Regions from separate parts of the Homo sapiens genome. Here region 1 is linked to region 2. A link is an interaction called in ENCODE POLR2A ChIA-PET data of the cell type or tissue named here. Cell type or tissue: PC-3. All regions are shown on one strand. Each heading gives the region's core, and the rest is flanking DNA. Links, peaks and the distances in the headings are about the cores only.

Region 1 (8,712 bases), core at 305-8,304, 830 kb after region 2:
GAATTACTTAAGTCATAGCCAGCCTGTGACTTGATCTATTTTGGGAGTATCCTTTGAACCAGTAGAGGAATCCACTAAAAGGGCTATATGGCTGTCATTAGTAGAAAAACAAAAGGCAAAATGTGTTGGCAATTTTAGTTTCATGCTTTAACCTAGTTTTCTTATAATTTTTAAAACATAGCAGATGAAATACAAAGTTGAGTCGAAATACATGTGTTTTTTATCAAAGTAAAAGTATTTCTAAAAGATTAACAAACCTAGTTAACCTGACTTAAAAAAAAATCATACCCTACTTTTAAAAAATGTAAAAAGAATTATTTTACACTTAGCTTTTGCTAAGGGGCTCTTTGCCTCTTTAGATAAGTAGGTACATATGATATTTAAGTGATGAGACCATGAATTTCACAAAATAAGGAAATACTCAAAATGAATGCCAGTAGGCTGAAATGTGGGGGTGGGGGCTTTGGAAGTTGTGGCTTGTGTTTTTGAAACTTAACTTAGGCCTTCTTGTTACTTGTACTCCAGTATGTGAATCTGGTCCAATAATATAGTTTAGGATAAATGTTTGTGAATCAGGAAGCTTTCTTAAAACTAGTAACTATCCAAGATCTTGGAAGAAATTACAGAATCCTGGGGGAATTGAAAGAAGGTACTATTAGGTATATCTTTTAGGTATTATGAGAATTTTGTATTTTTTCTCCTGATTATTTAAAATTAGCAGAAGTTTTTTTAGTTCTAAGTTCCTGAGATTAAAGAATGTTGCTAGTTTGTACTCAATTTCCACATAAGGAATACATGACTTACTCTTAATTCATTGTTGGCTTAATCTCACTGTTCTGAGGATTTTCTTCATATAAATTGTGTGGATACTGTTCTCTTAATCTTTCAAGACATAGAGCTGTATGTAGGTCACTGGTGGATGAAATTCAGGAAGCTATCTATACCTGTAAGTTTTTTTCAACTGTTCAAGTACATAAGATTATTTTTCTTGTAAGAAGAAGAAAATATTTGTTTATATATTTATAATAACATAATTTGTTTCCAAATGTACACCGTAAAGAATTATGGAATGACTTATTGTTAAGCCCCTCTTTTTTTTTTTTTTAAGCTAAAGAATCAGCAATAGTCCTACAGCCTGGCTAAGTACAGTCTGTTTTATAGGTGTCAGATTGTGAAGAGAGTGAGGGCTGAAGCTTAGAACCACACACCTTGCTGGTGTTCGGCAGGTGCCAAGGGACAAACCCAGAGGCGATATCAGAAAAAAGCCAGCAGGCAATGTTGCATCTATCATAAGGGGTGTTAATAGATAGTAGGTGGTAAACTAGGCAAGCAGTGTACCCCTAATGTTAAATCAGTGAATGGATGAGGAGAGAGCAACTAAAACTTGGGAACAGCAAGGCAATAGAGAATGTAGAAACTTGTAATACTCAGAAATGTAAGCAGGTAGATAATTTGGCATTACAGAATATTTGTCAGCAGATAGCAGCTTCCAGTCAAAGAGCTCTAGAAAGATAGGAAGGAGAAGAGGAGAATGTAGTCAGCGGGTAACTGTAAGCTGAGCAGAAGAAACTCTGCAGGAATTGGGGTGCTGAGCAGGTTACCAAGATAAGGACCCAGGCCTATAGAATAAACAGTGATGCCAAGCTTAGGTCAGTTTCCATTATAGTGCTGAGAAGTCAAGGCTGAGTGTTTCAGAGGAGGCCAGCAATTTCACCTTTGAGAGAGGAGGAATGCTGAATCTGAGAACCGCATAAACGTGGTCACATTATTAAGTTAGCTTGTTTTATTCTGAACTCTCAATCTCAGAATTCATAGATTTCAGCATCTAACACTTGAAATGCTGGACTTTTCCTTCTGATGATTTTTAAAAATGAATTATGGTAGTCTATTTCTTGAGTCAATTTTGGTAAGTTACATTTTTCTAAGAATATCCATTTCATCTGAGTTTTCAAACTTAGTGGCGTAAAGTTATTTATAGTTTTTTAAGACCTAATATTGACCTAATATTGATTGTACACTTATCTCTCCTTAGCTCCTGACCAACCTTGCCAAAGGTTTGCCAATTTTATTCTTTTTTAGAGATCTGCAAACTAGGGTCTGTGTGCCCAGTCTCACTCACCTCCTGTTTTTATAAATAAATTTTTATTGGCACACAGCTGGGCCTATTTATTTATGTACTGTTTGTGGCTGATTTTGAGCTACAATGGTGAGTTAAGTAGTTGTGACACAGGCTGTTTGGCCCGTAAAGCCTAAAATATTTACTCTCTGGCCTTTTACAGAAAAAGCTTGCCAACCTCTGATCTTTTTGAAGAAGCCACTCTGGGCTTAGTTGCTATTCTTGCTTGTGCTGTACACGTGTATATATTTGTCTCCTCTCTTAGTTATTTTATTGTTCTTATCTAACTTAATTTGGGTGCTTAGTTCATTAATTTTTAGTCATTCTTTTTCTAATATGAGCAATTAAAGTATAAATTTTCACTATGTATTGATTCAGTGTTATTCCCAAAGTTTTGTTATGAGGTTATTTTATTATTTTTCAATTTTAATTATTTTTATGATTTCTGACCATGTGTTATTTAAAAGTGTTTCTTTATTTCCAAATATGAGTAATTTTTTTTCCTTATTTTTCCTAATGATTTCTGACTTAATTACATTGAGGGCAAGAGAACATGGTTTGTGTGATGCCAACCCTTTAAAATTTGTTGAGAGTTTAGTTATGATTCATTTTGTGGTCTGTGTTTTTTACGTTTGGAAACGATATCTTAAGCAGTTGTTAGTAGAGTGTTCTATATGTGTCTGTTCTAACAAGCTTATTAATTCTGTCATTCAAATCTTATATTCTTAACTATTATTTTGTCTGCTTGCTCTGTCAGTAAAAAGAGTTGTGTACTAAAATTTTACTGATTGTAGTGTTGTCTGTTTCTCTTTGTATTACGCAGTAATCTTATTAACCTTTAATAATGTATTTTGCTTTAGAAAGCTATTTTCTTTAATGTTGATATAAATACATGAGCTCTCTTTTTGTTAGTCATTGCCTATTACATCTTTATATCTTTTTTTTTTTTGGAGACAGGGTTCACTTTGTCACCCTAGCTGGAATGCAGTGGTGAGATCACAGCTTACTGTATCCTCGACCTCCCAGGCTTAGGTGATTCTCCCACTCAGCCTCCTGGGTAGCTGGGACCACAGGCATGTGCCACCACACCTAGCTAATTTCTTTCTTTTCTTTTTTCCTTCCTTCCTTCCTTCCTTCCTTCCTTCCTTTCTTCCTCTCTTTCTTTCTTCTTTCCTTTTTTTTTTTTTTTTTTTTTTTTTTTTGTAGGGACAGGGTTTCCACGTTGCCCAGGCTGGTCTCAAACTCCTGGGCTCAAGCGATCTATCTGCTTCAGCCTCCCCAAGTGTTGGGATTACAGACGTGAGCCACCACACCTGGTCTATTCCTTATTATATCTTTATATCATCCTTTTATTTTCAGCCTTTCTGAATCCATGTTTTATATATATCTTTTATAAATACTGATCAGTTGGATTTTAAAGAACCCAGTCAGACATGCTTTGTTTTTTAACTGGAATATTTGGTCCATGTACATTTATTATATGACTAATATTTTGGATTTTTTTCCATTATTTTATTTGTATCTCCCCTCTAGCCCTGATATACTTTCTGTACAGATTTATCATCTGGGATTAGCTTCCTTCTATCGAAAGCTCTTTTAGGATTTTCTTAATGAAGGCCTACTGGTGGCAAACTCTGTCCTTCCCTACCTACTGGAAAATATCTTTATTTTGCCCTCATTTTTAATTACTATTTATTTGGGGTATTAAATTCTATAATGTTAGTGGTTTTCCCTTAGTAATTAAAGATACCTTTGTGTAAATTAGCGGGGCGTGGTGGCGGGCACCTGTAGTCCTAGCTACTCGGGAGGCTGAGGCAGGAGAATGGCGTGAACCTGGGAGGCGGAGCTTGCAGTGAGCCAAGATCATGCCACTGCACTCCAGCCTGGGCGACAGAGCAAGACTCCATCTCAAAAAAAAAAAAAAAGTTAGTGGTTATTCTGCTATTTATTGTGTACTTTTAAAATCTTGTTTCTGTCCAATTCTCCTCTCCTGATTCTCAAGTTTCGTGGTTATTTTTACTGTACTGCTTTTTAGTCGTATTTTCAAATCCCTTTGTTTCTTCAAATGAAGTCTTTGAGGGTCTGATTTTGCTGTCTGTTGTTTCTACTAGTGTTCACTTTTGTTGCCTTGTTTCTTTTGATGTTTTATGATTTATGTGAATTCATATTTCTTGGAACTTTAACTGTGAGAACATTTGGAGTCCCGGGAAGAAAGTGAATTCCCTAGAGGTTATTTGCTTTTTCTTTTTACTGGGCATCTGGGGACATTACAAATCTAAGACCCTATGAAAATAAATTCTCAGCCCACTTAGTGTGAATTATGGTTGATTGGGGGTTATGAAATCTTAAGAGAGTATCTTCTGTTCTCTCCCAGTCATTACTAGGGTTCAAGACAGATAATTTTCTTTGCATTCTCCTGGGGGTACAGACGTATTTCTAATTCAGCCTTACATTGGGTGTGTGTGGTGAGGTTTCAGCTTTATGGAGGAGGCATCTTAGACTCTTCAATTCTGATGGGCTGTGGGCTTTGCCTCTTTTTTCCTTCCCATTCTCCTCAACCCCATGAGGCCATGAAGATTGAAACTCAAGCTCATCAAGTTTAGCGACTGTCCCTAACTTAAACTTCTTTGAGGTACTGTACTCATTAATTTTGGCCTCAATGTCCTTATTCTCATCAGCTCATTGAGCATTTAAAAGATGATCCCCTCCCTATTTTATTTAACATTTTTAGTTTTTTTTTTCTGAGAGGGGCCAGTAATGGTACCTAGCCCTCCCAGTGCTGGAAATGAAAGTCCTGATTGCCTTTTGAGCCTCCCTATCACACAGTTGTTCACAGTGTTTTTGTGCCAACAGTACTTAAAGTCACAATCATTTAATTGTTGGAGATTATAATTTTAACAACCTGTAAAGAAAGTTTTTTTAGGAATCAGTAAACCACTCTTCTTAAGGATAAAGATAACTGTAGTAAGTCCAGTTTTTAAGTCCGGTTATAAAAGATAGCTAACTTTAAGAGGCCGGGCATGGTGGCTCACGCCTGTAATCCCAGCACTTTGGGAGGCCAAGGTGGGTGGATTGCTTGAGGTCAGGAGTTCGAGACCAGCCTGGCCAACATGATGAAACCCCGTCTGTACTAAAAATACAAAAAAATTGGCTGGGCATGGTGGCACATGCCTGTAGTCCCAGTAACTTGGGAGGCTGAGACAGGAGAATCGCTTGAACCCGGGGCGCTGAGGTTGCGCCACTGCATTCCAGCCTGGGAGACAGAGTGAGACTCCATCTCAAAAAAAAAAGAAAAAGGAAGCGAACTTTAAGAAATCTTTCACATAAAGATATGGTGGAATTTTGGTATTTTGGGCCACAAAAAGAGGAAATGGAGGAAATAAGTAAACCAGTAAGGGAGAATATCTTGTTACTTTATCCTTTTAACAAAATTAGAGTATTGGCATTCAGAAAAAGCTAACAGTGCTGCTGCAAGTGACGGGAATATTTTCATATTTTCCCAACTGCTTGGGAATATTTTCATTTTTCTTTTGTAATTATATCATGATAGTTATTGATGTGTTCATTATTAGCAGCTAGGGAGCATGAAATCTAGGTAACTCTGACAGAACACGTGTTTTTAAGGGAGAGGCTTCATGAATCAGCTTTTTATTACAACTTGGGGGTGAGCTAGAGTTACTTCTCCAGCCTCAGTTTTTTACCAGGTTCCCTGAGGGCCTGGAGTTTAGTCTACTTTTTTGGTTTGTGGGAGCCTGAATTCAGTGACAATGAATGCATTATGTTTATTTTTCTTGGTTTCTGGAAAGGTAAGAGAAGGAATACTAGAATATTGTTTTCAGTTTATGTTGAAAAGTTATTTTCTGTGTTTGTGCATAAGCTAGTACCTCTGAAATGTTGTCAGTTAAAACATCTTACTGAAAATCAGAGGTTTCCTTAGTAATTTAGATTTATTAATATGAAAAATAAATCGCTACATAAAAAGCTATTTGAGAATCCTCTTCAAGGTCATTTAGCTACTGCCATGCTGAAACTGATTTATTTTGAATATCATTATTTAAAGTATACATTTCACTTTTAACTCCAATAACATTGTGCCTTTCAAAGGCACTTAGGGGAGGAATTTATCTATTGATGACTCTTTAGGAGGAGTGGAGAAGGCTGAAAATAAATTCTTCCTTCAATTATGCTTTCATATTCAGCTATGGGTTTAAAATAGGAGACCTGGGTTTATTATTATAACTTGCTGTCAGTGGCCAAATTAATTGTCTCAGAACAAATTAATATAAATTACAGTTATAAATTTGGGGAGGAGGATGTTAAATATCTATATCATACCATGTACCATAACACATTCTAGATGGTTTAAATACTTAGGTGGGAAAAGTAAAACGATTAGACTAAATTATGGAACATTTATATATTATTAGAGTAGGAAGAGATTTTCTTTGCCTGTCACCCAAGGCATAGAAACTGTATGGCTAATGACAAACTTAAAAAAAAATCCCATTACATATGATGAAGAGTTAATGCTGTTAATAAAGAATTCCTGAAGTTCTAAGAACATGAAACATTGTAATGAGTCAAAGATGTAAGAAAAACCTTTAGTTTCATAGTCAAAGGGATGCAAATTACAACCAAATGCTGTTTTAGAAATATAAAATTGGTAAAGTTTTAAAAAGATAATAACTAGTGTTGGTCAAGATTGTAGGAAATGGACTCATCATGTAATTATTGACAGCATTATGATTTAGAGAAACTTTTCTGAGGGTAGTTAGGTGGAATGTATAAATTTCTTAAAATTTTAGTATACCCTGTGACCTAACTGGTCTATTTGTAGGAATTTATTGCAAAGAAATAATTGGATATGTGTGCAAAGGTACACATTTAAGAATCTCTTATGCAGCTTTTTTTTAAATAGTCTATGGAAAACTGGAGGTAGTTTGATGTCCAGAGTGAAGGTAGTTTAAATAATATATGGTTGTTTTCTACAATGGAATATTGTATGTGTGGGTAGTAAAAGTGATATTATAAAGGATTTTTCAATTCATTCGTCAGTCAACAGATATATATTGAACTTCCAGCCCATGCCAGATGCTAATGTAAACAAGCCACGTCTCTGCCTTAATACATCGGTAGAAATGAAAAATATAGCATATGTAACTGAAAAAAGTAGATTACAAATTTGTATGTACATATATACTTAATGTTTATATGTACACTGAAATATTGGAATAATGTATATTAGAATATTGTCATTCTGGATGGAATGATTGCATGCTATTTATTTTTGTTTTCAAAAATTTTAAGTAAGAAAAATTATTCTAAATAAAGATGAGATGCCTGGGTAGGGAGAAAGGGTGACTACAGTAGTCCCCTCTTATCTGTGAGGGACACATTCCAAGACCCCCAGTTGGATGCCTGAAACTGCAAATGGTACCAAACCTTATATATACTGTTCGTCCCTATACATGCATACCTATGATAAAGTTTAACTTATAAATTAGGCACAGCAAGAGATTAACAACAATAACTATTAATAATAATAAAGTAGGACAATTAGAACAATATGCCAGCATTACTGCTCTTGCACTTTGGGGCCATTGTTGAGTCAAATAAGGGTAACTGGAATATGAGCACTGAGATATCAGAAGAGTCCATCTGTTGACTGAGATGGCCACCAAGTGACTGACAGCCAGGAGTATAGACAGTGTAGATACACTGGACAAAGGGATGATTCATCACTTGGATGAGACAGAGTGAGATGGCACACAGTTTAAAACTTATGAATTGTTTATTTGTATAATTTTTCATTTAATATTTTTGGGTCCCAGTTGACCACAGGTAACTGAAACCTCAGACAGCAAAACTGTGGGTAAGGGGGTACTGCCGTACCTGATTTCTTATGAAAAGAAAACAAGAATTAACACTAACCACAACCTTATGCCAGGTGTGTCTCCTCATCTACATCTTGTTAGAGCCTTTTGGGATAGTGATATTATCCCATTTTGCCTCTCAGAATACCAAGTACCAAGCCTCTCAAAAGTTTTGCATGTCCAGAGTCACAGCTGGTAAATGATGAAGCAGGACTCTCCTCAGGTCTGTCTGCCATCACGTCCCATTTTCTTTTTGCTAATCATCATGCCTTGGCTAAGTACATCTTTTGCATATTAAAAAAGTCTGATATACCTCTTGACAGTTTCCTATATCTATTGACAAAATTATGTGAAAAAATTTCTAGTTTGTTAAACAATTACAGATTTTGTGTTTAGGGTAACAAAATTTTAGTACAAAGTGTTTGGTCAACTAGCAACTCTATATTGGCAATATTTAATAATTACTGAATTATGAAAGGGTGGTAGAATTAGATGGATCTTAGAGATTAGTCCAACACCTTGATTTTCCAATATAGCCCTAGTATATGATAACTCTGTTTTTTACTAAGTGATTTGATAAATGTTTAAAATCATATGGTCTTGATTCCTTTTTAAGAATTTTCATGTCAGTTCATAAAAAATCTGTCAGACCATCTACATTCATTTTTGGTTAGAGAAATGGTGTCAGCAAATCCTGTATTCTAATATTTTGGGTTTTTTTAT
Region 2 (8,000 bases), core at 1-8,000:
TGCTATGTTGTTACAAAGCAATAGCAGCTTGATTTGTGAGTAACCTTTTCTGTAAAGTCAAATATGTTAGAAATGAGCAATTGCCTCAGGGTTCAAAGACTGAAGAACTTATCAGCAAGGCTGACCAGAAGGGTTTTCTTTTTTTTTTATTGAGATGGAGTCTCACTCTGTCGCCCAGGCTGGAATGCAGTGGCACAATCTCGGCTTATTGCAACCTCCGCCTCCTGGGTTCAAGCGATTCTCCTGCCTCAGCCTCCCGGGTAGCTGGGACTACAGGCGCGTGCCACCATGCCCAGCTAATTTTTTGTATTTTTAGTAGAGACCGGGTTTCACTGTATTAACCAGGATGGTCTTGATCTCCTGACCGTGTGAGCCACCACACCTGGTCACGTTTTCTTTAAACAGTATTAAGAAGTACAGATAATATAGAGGCAGAGAAGAGAGCTTCAAATATTGTCGTATTTACCTAACTTTAGTGCTGTTTGAAAGGTAGGTAGTGAACTTTAGAAGGCCAGTTATTGAAATATTTGTTACTTAAATAGTAGTCTCCTATTCCTAAATCATTTTATTATGTATTTTAAATAATAAAATACAAAATGGATACTACTGTATTGAACAGCTCCTGAATATTATTACTAGTGTCAAGACCAACCATCTCCCTCTGCCAGCTTTGTTCTTGAAAACAGAATGTTACACATTTTAATGTGGTAAGTGGGCCAAGAGAGTTCTAAAAGGTACGTTTTTAAAATTCATCCCCAATGTCTAAAAACACACATTAACTTCTTTTTCTTCTTCCTTTTCTGTGTGAAATTTGAGTAAACTTACTGTTGATTTGCTTCTCATAGAATAGTGTTGACCTTTTCTCGTAGTTGCAGTGACCTATATTTAAGTTAAAGCTTGAGCTGGCTAGTATAAGAAACAAAATTTGCTTTCCATTAGTTATTTAAATATAGTTAATATAAGAAGTAAATTTATGGCCGGGTGCAGTGGCTCACACCTGTAATCCCAGCACTTTGTGAGGCCGAGGCAGGTGGATCATGAGGTCAAGAGACCATCCTGGCCAACATGGTGAAACCCCGTCTCTACTAAAAATACAAAAATTAACTGGGCATGGTGGCACGCGCCTGTAGTCCCAGCTACTCAGGAGGCTGAGGCAGGAGAATTACTTAAACCTGGGAGGCAGAGATTGCAGTGAGCTGAGATCACGCCATTGCACTCCAGCCTGGTGACAGAGTGAGACTGTCTCAAAAACAAAAAAGAAGTAAATTCATTTTCATTTGGGTAATTAAATATTTCATATATACCAACTGATACTTTTTCATTAGGCTTTGCTTATAAACTTTAAATGTTATAATGATATGATTATTTTTAAAAACCTGAACCCCCCCTACTTCCCTGCTGGAAGAAACCATACCTGTAGCAGCACTATGTGGGAGACTTGTCTTGATGGATGAGAATAATTCTTAATTAATCTTTTTTCCTTTATTTGTTATAGGAAGTGCTTTAGATCTTCAAGATTTTTACTTTTGAGGAAAAAATTATAGAACTTTCAGAGACCACCACAATCTTCCTTTCATCCTTAGGAAGAACTTACTTAACTACATATCAATAAAATAGACTCTGGAGCATAGTTTCCAGTTCTGACCTTACATATTGTCACTAACTGGCTTACATTACGTGTCTAGGCTTCAATTTCTTTGTCTCTTTAAAATGGAATAATAGTACCTACCTTACAGAGTAAGGTTTTTAAATGAGAGCATTCACAGCACAGCGCCTGCTCCATAAGTACTCAGTAGAGGTTAATTGCTATTGTTATTGATGTGAATATTGTTTAAAATCTGATTAGAGTCAAAAAGGATTATTAGAGGAAGTGGCCTTAAGACTGGTTCTTCGGAAAGACTATGTGGGCAGAGGTATTCAAAGCAGGGAGAACAGCATGTGCAATGTCAGGGAGTCATCAGAGGTCAGAGAAAGCTTGTCTAAGAAATGAGATGAGGCTACGAAGCTTGCTTGGAGCCAGATTCTGAAGGACCTTGTGTATCTTACATGGGAATGTGTACTTCTTGTTGAAGTGACCAAGAGGGAACTAAATGAGACATTTCAGTAGGAGACTAACAAAATAAGATAATTCTCATTGCAGTTGGAGGATGGACTAAATTATGTTTAATTGTTGTTAAGAATGTGGAAAATGATCTCGTTGTCTGGCAAGTTACACAAGGAATGGAGAAGAGGGTCTAGGCAAGAAAAATATTTCCGATGTAAATAAGATTTGATTACGAATTGGAAATAATCTTTCTTGTTTTTAAAGACTGCAAAGAAATGAGTCTCAACAATATCCCTTTGAAAGTTATGCAGAGATTAACTTTATACCTTTACATTTTTATTAATGTTTTATTCTATTTCATTTTATTTTTAGAGACAGGGTCTCACTCTGTTGCCCAGGCTTGAGTGCAGAGGCATGATCATAGCTCACTTCAGCCTCAAACTCGTGGGCTCAAGTGATCCTCCTACCTCAGCCTTCTGAGTAGCAAGGAACACAGGTGCATGCCACCATAACTGGCTAATTTTTTAATTTTTTGTAGAGACAGGGTCTCACTGTGTTGCCCAGGCTGGTCTTGAACTCCTGCCTCAGCCTCCCAAAGTGCTGGGATTACAGGCCTGAACCAACATGCCCAGCTTATTATTTAATTTTTTAAAAGATCATACCTTTACATGGTTGAAAACCCAAAAATGTATGAAAAGGTAGAATGAAAAAATTATTCTTTTCTTTATCTTTCATCTGCCTAGCTCCTATAAACTGCCCCTTCTTTAGGTAAAATGTCTATTAATTTCTTTGCAACCTTCAGGAAAAATAATTATGCATGTTCTCTTTCAAGAAAAGAATATAAAATTAAATAAGTGTAAGAGATTTTAGAACTCATTTATACTGCATAAATTTTACCAAGACAATCATTTTTGAAAGTTTGAGGCTGCTTAGCAATAATCAATTCATATTAATGTTTATTATGTCAGTAGAATGTGGTTTGTTCTTTTAACAGTAGTATTGATACTGTGATGGAATAATCTATAATTTTATACTGAATTCAAAACATTTAGCAGTGTCTTAGTGGTAAGCTGCTGTGGCTCATATTGTTCCTGTGTTGCCAATGTGGGAAATAAAACAACCTTTTAAATATTGTGTTTGTGCCTCTGTACTTTTTGGAGTCAGAGTCAGTGCAAGTACATACGCAGGAGTAAATAATAATAGATATAGATCTATTTATAGTAACTTGTAAGATCTTAGAAGTAAACTTATGGTACTTAAGAAATTTGCCTGGGTATGGTGGCTCACACCTGTAATCCCAGCACTTTGGGAGCCCAAGGTGGGAGGATCGCTTGAGTCCAGGAGTTCAAGACCAGCCTAAGCAACATGGTGAAACCCTTTCTCTTCAAAACGTACAAAAAAATTAGCTGGGCGTGGTAGTGTGCACCTGTAGTCCCAGCTAATCGGGAGGCTGAGGCAGGAGAATCCTTGAGTCCAGGAGGCTGAGGCTGCTGTCAACTATGATCACACCACTGTACTCTAGCCTGTCTCAAAAAAAAAAAAAAAAAAAAAATTCATTGGTGCTGCTTCTTGTTTGGTGGAAAAAAAAAAATCCAAATATGAGCTTAGTACATCTGTGCCTACAATTTGCAAGAATTTTGGCTGCAGTCTAGGCCAATAATATATCCTCTTTATTTAGAAGGAGTTGACTTTGCTCAAGCAGTTTTAGCATTGTACTATTCACTTAACTATGCATCATCTGTGTGCAGCCTACATTTCTCTTTATCACAAATTGCCTTTACAAACAATTGAGGTTTACTAATTAAATATCGAGTATTCTCATCTAACTTCATTTTCTTCAAGTAGCGTATGTCAGTGAGGTAGGAATTAGGGGCAAGATATATTTGGCTAACTTCAAACCTAAGATGGTGTGCATGTAATAATATATTTTTGAGGTGTTTTTGCACTGTCATCATACTGACTAGAGTCAGATTCTTAGTTGGCACATCCAGGTGCTCCAACTTTGTGTGACCTAGATAGAAAACATATGGAGGTTTGTGTGTATTTTTAGCACATGTTAAGCTTTCGGCCTAAGGGCAAGATTTACAAAAACCTTCAGGAAGTGAAAAGAAAATCTCTGTTTTTGAAAATAACATAGAATTGATGAAACGGTAGAGAAAGCAAACTGAATACTGTATTCTGGATTCCCAGTATTCCCAGTTCTTATTCATCACATTTTATAGTTTAGTTTTTTAGTGATGGGTCCTGTTTTGAAAATGAATCTTAGTTGCCCAATGAGAAGATTTTACTTGTTGGCAGACCGCTATTATTTATTGCTAGCCCAAGTGTAACTAGTTTAGAAAATGCTCTTAAATTAGCCCCTCGATCTGATGCAATAAAAATTGCCTAGTGTGAAATAATGCTCCCAGACTCCTAGCATGTTTACTTTAAAGTGAAATCACATTGCATAGTTCTCATGTTTCACAGCTTTTTCTAGGACCGATTTCCTGAAGTGATCTTTTTACGGTTGTGTATACTAACTATTCAGCAGGTCAGGCAGTGAAATAGCATCCTTGCATTAATCAGCAGCTAAGATTTATATCTGTATCTAAGGCATCTAATATAAACTAAAATAAACAAGATGATGTTTACATTAGTAACACTGCAGGCTTTTTAGCTATATTCAGTGCAGGAATTTTAAAACATTAGTTTTTTGAAATATTTCCTTGAATGCTTTATTTTAAAAATGTCAATATCAGAGAGTTAGCATTCCTTTAAAGAGGTACACTTTTTGTGAATAAGTTTGGTGTTTTTTTTTTTTTCTTTTTAGGGAGGGGGTCTTGCTCTGTCACCCAAGCTGGAGTGCAGGGTGAGCCACTCCCACCTCAGCCTCCTGAGTAGCTGGGACTACAGGCATGTGCCACCATGCCCAGCTAATTTTTTATTTTTTTTTTATAGAAACAGGGTCACACTATGTTGCCCAGTCTGGTATTGAACTCCGGACCTCAAGTGATCCTCCCACCTTAGCCTTGTGAATAAGTTTTTATGGTTCAGCTATTCTTTGTCATAAGGAACTTCTGATGTGGAAAGTATGAAGCAGGGGACATTTCATTTCCTGTAATTGCAGATTATTCAGAACCTTATTTACTTCCTTTAATTTTGAACATTGTTCCTTAAATTATTAGCTGTTGGCTGGCTTAAAACTAGAGCCATAATAGCAGAAGCCAGTAGTTTGCCTTTCCAGAGTGCATGTGCACGCAAAGATTACAGTCTGGCAGTTCTTCAAAAAACATGGAGCTACCATGTGGCCCAGCAGTTCCACTCATAGATCTATACCCAAGAGAAATGAAAACATATGCCAACATAAAAACATGAACATGCATGTTTATGGCAGCATCAGTTATAATAGCCAAAAAGTAGAAACAACTCAAATGCTCATTAACTCATAAAAGGATAATTCAAATGTATTATCTACAATGGAATATTATTCAGCCATTTAAAAGGAATGAAGTACTGATATAAATAAACTTGAAAAGGTTATGCTAAGTGAAAGAATCCAATCAAAGACCATATATTGTATGATTCCATTTATATGAAACATCCTAAGTGGGCAAATTTTATATAGAGAGAAGATAGATTAGTGATTGAAAAGGGATAGGAGTCACTGATGATGGATATAGGTTTTCTTTTTGGACTGATAAAATTGTTCAAAGATTAAATCATGCTGTTGGTTGCACAGCTCTGTGAATAATAAAAACCATTGAATTATAAATCTAAAGTGGGTGAATTGTAGAGTATATGAATTATACCTTAAACTGTTATGTTAAGAGGAAAGAAAAGCAAAGATTGGTTTGGATTTCCTTAGGTCAAGTAGTAGACAAAAAGTGTAATTTTAACAGGTATGGTGGTGTGACAACTAGCAGCCTTATCTCTGAAAACAAAGAGCTAGTTTTCAACTCTACTGGGGTTACTTTTCCCTAGGGAAAAAAAAATGTGTTTATTTGCTCATTCCTTTAACGAAAGTATTTAGTATTTAGTGGGCCTTACTAGGTGTCTGGTACTGTTCTTGGTACCAGAGACTCAACACTCAACACTGAACAAGCTGAACTCATCATCTTCCTGCCACCAATCCTGCTCTTCTGAGTTTCTTATCTTGTTGAGTGTTACTACCACCATTCCAGTTTCCCAGGTCAGAAATCTGGGAGGCATTCTTGATTCTTCTCTTTTTATTCCCTCTCCACATGGAGTCAGTCATCAAGCCCATTTCGTACCCTTTAGTCTGTCCGTTTTCTCTTTTCCTCCTACCAGAGTGTTGGTTCTGTTAACACAGCCCAGTAATTCTCAGCCGCAGTATATTAATACTAGTAAAGTACCAAAGTTTGCAAATGGTTTATCTTAAAAAGCAAACGAAAAAAACCTAAGGGAATAATCCTGTCAACATCAGTTTCACTGACTTGCATTCCACCGAACTTTTGCAAGAGGAAGAGAAAGCTGTAGCATGATAGCTAGTATATTAGGAATTAATTACACATAGTCCTCAGGTCACCTATCGGAATATTTTTTGAATGTGAACTTTCAGTTTTGCATGTCTTTCGTAAAAGCTGAGAGTCTCTGAGTTGGAGGAATACAATCACTTTTTTTTTTCTTTTTTTGAGACAGAGTCTCTCTCTCTGTTGCCCACATTGGAGTGCAGTAGCGCGATCTCAGCTCACTGCAACCTCCATCTCCTGGGTTCAAGTGATTCTCATGCCTTAGCCTCCCAAGTAGCTAGGATTATGGGTGCCCGCCACCATGCCTGGATAATTTTTTTGTTTTTAGTAGAGATGGGGTTTCACCATGCTGGCCAGCTGGTCTTGAACTCCTGACCTCAAGTGATCCACCCGCCTTGGCCTCCCAAAGTGCTGGGATTACAGGCACGAGCCACCACACCTGGCCTATGATCACATTTTATAAAAATCATATTGCTATAGTTTCAGTTCTCACTAAGTCATTCTTGCCAAAGATCTTTTTCTAATATCTATCTCTGATCATGGTATTTTCCCAATTAGATTTATCCAGTGACTCTACATTGCACGTAAGGGAAACTATAAACCCCTTTGCACGATGTGCCAGGTCATTCGTGATTTAGCCCCTATCTGTCTAGTTTCATCTCTAGCAAGGCATTCTCTCTATATGTTCATGATTTGGCATGTACTATCCTATTTGTCAGGAATGCACTTCTTGTGATTTGTCTTAGAGACAAACTCCTGTCAAGTCTGATTGTACTTGTGGCTTCTCTGTGCAACTGACTTAGGTTTCTTCTATGATGCTCCCACTGTGCTATGTAATAGTAGTTTTTATAATGTATTATAATTATTTTAAGATTTTGCTTTCTTTTTATATTTTTAGCTCCTTTAGAGCTGGGACCTTGTCCTTTTATCTTTATATTCCCAGATTTTAGTATGGAATCTGGAACAAAATTGATGCTCAATATGTATTTGTTGAACAAACTCAAAATTAGTTACTTTAAAATTTTTTATTTAACCAAAATATGTTATAGTATGAGACGAAATTAAGGGATTAAAATATGCTTATGGTGACTCTACATCCCATTTCCTGGAGCAATTCCAAATTTAAATAGTCTACTTCATTGGCCTTGAAATGTAATTAACAAAACACACCATAATTTTGTTTAGAAATGCAATATACACATTGAACCTATACCTTATATTTAAAATTGTATACAATTTATTTTTATACTTTGATTTCATATACTTGTTAAAAGAAAAACTTTAGATAAACTAAATTTAACAGTGTTTATTTGAGCAAATAACAGTTTACAAATCAGGCAGCCCCCAGAGCCAGAGTAATTTCAGAGCAAGTCCAGGGCTGCTGCATGGTCAGATGTTATTTCTGGACAAAAAAAAATGAAAGTGATGGACAGAAAACCAAAGTGAGGTGCAGAAACAGCTGGATCGGTTATAACTTAGTGTTTGCC

The links. Peaks named below come from ENCODE experiments on the same cell type or tissue, not always from the same donor. Only the 100,000 strongest peaks of a DNase experiment are listed, where the experiment ranks them.
Region 1: POLR2A ChIA-PET joins it to region 2 with 22 read pairs; 2 of 35 experiments call an interaction of 5 or more read pairs at or near these places.

The regions. Positions count from the first base shown.
Region 1 is chr2:190,661,297-190,670,008 of GRCh38, forward strand. All of the region lies in intron 4 of NAB1 (NGFI-A binding protein 1), which reads left to right. Among named protein-coding and RNA genes, the nearest start is that of NAB1, 17 kb to the left of the region's middle. In PC-3, for the core only: no CTCF peak of the experiment used is centred there; a DNase peak (open chromatin) is centred at 7,825; H3K27ac peaks cover 1,077 bases.
Region 2 is chr2:189,832,333-189,840,332 of GRCh38, forward strand. All of the region lies in intron 5 of PMS1 (PMS1 homolog 1, mismatch repair system component), which reads left to right. Among named protein-coding and RNA genes, the nearest start is that of PMS1, 52 kb to the left of the region's middle. In PC-3, for the core only: no CTCF peak of the experiment used is centred there; a DNase peak (open chromatin) is centred at 4,519; H3K4me3 peaks cover 719 bases; H3K27ac peaks cover 1,674 bases.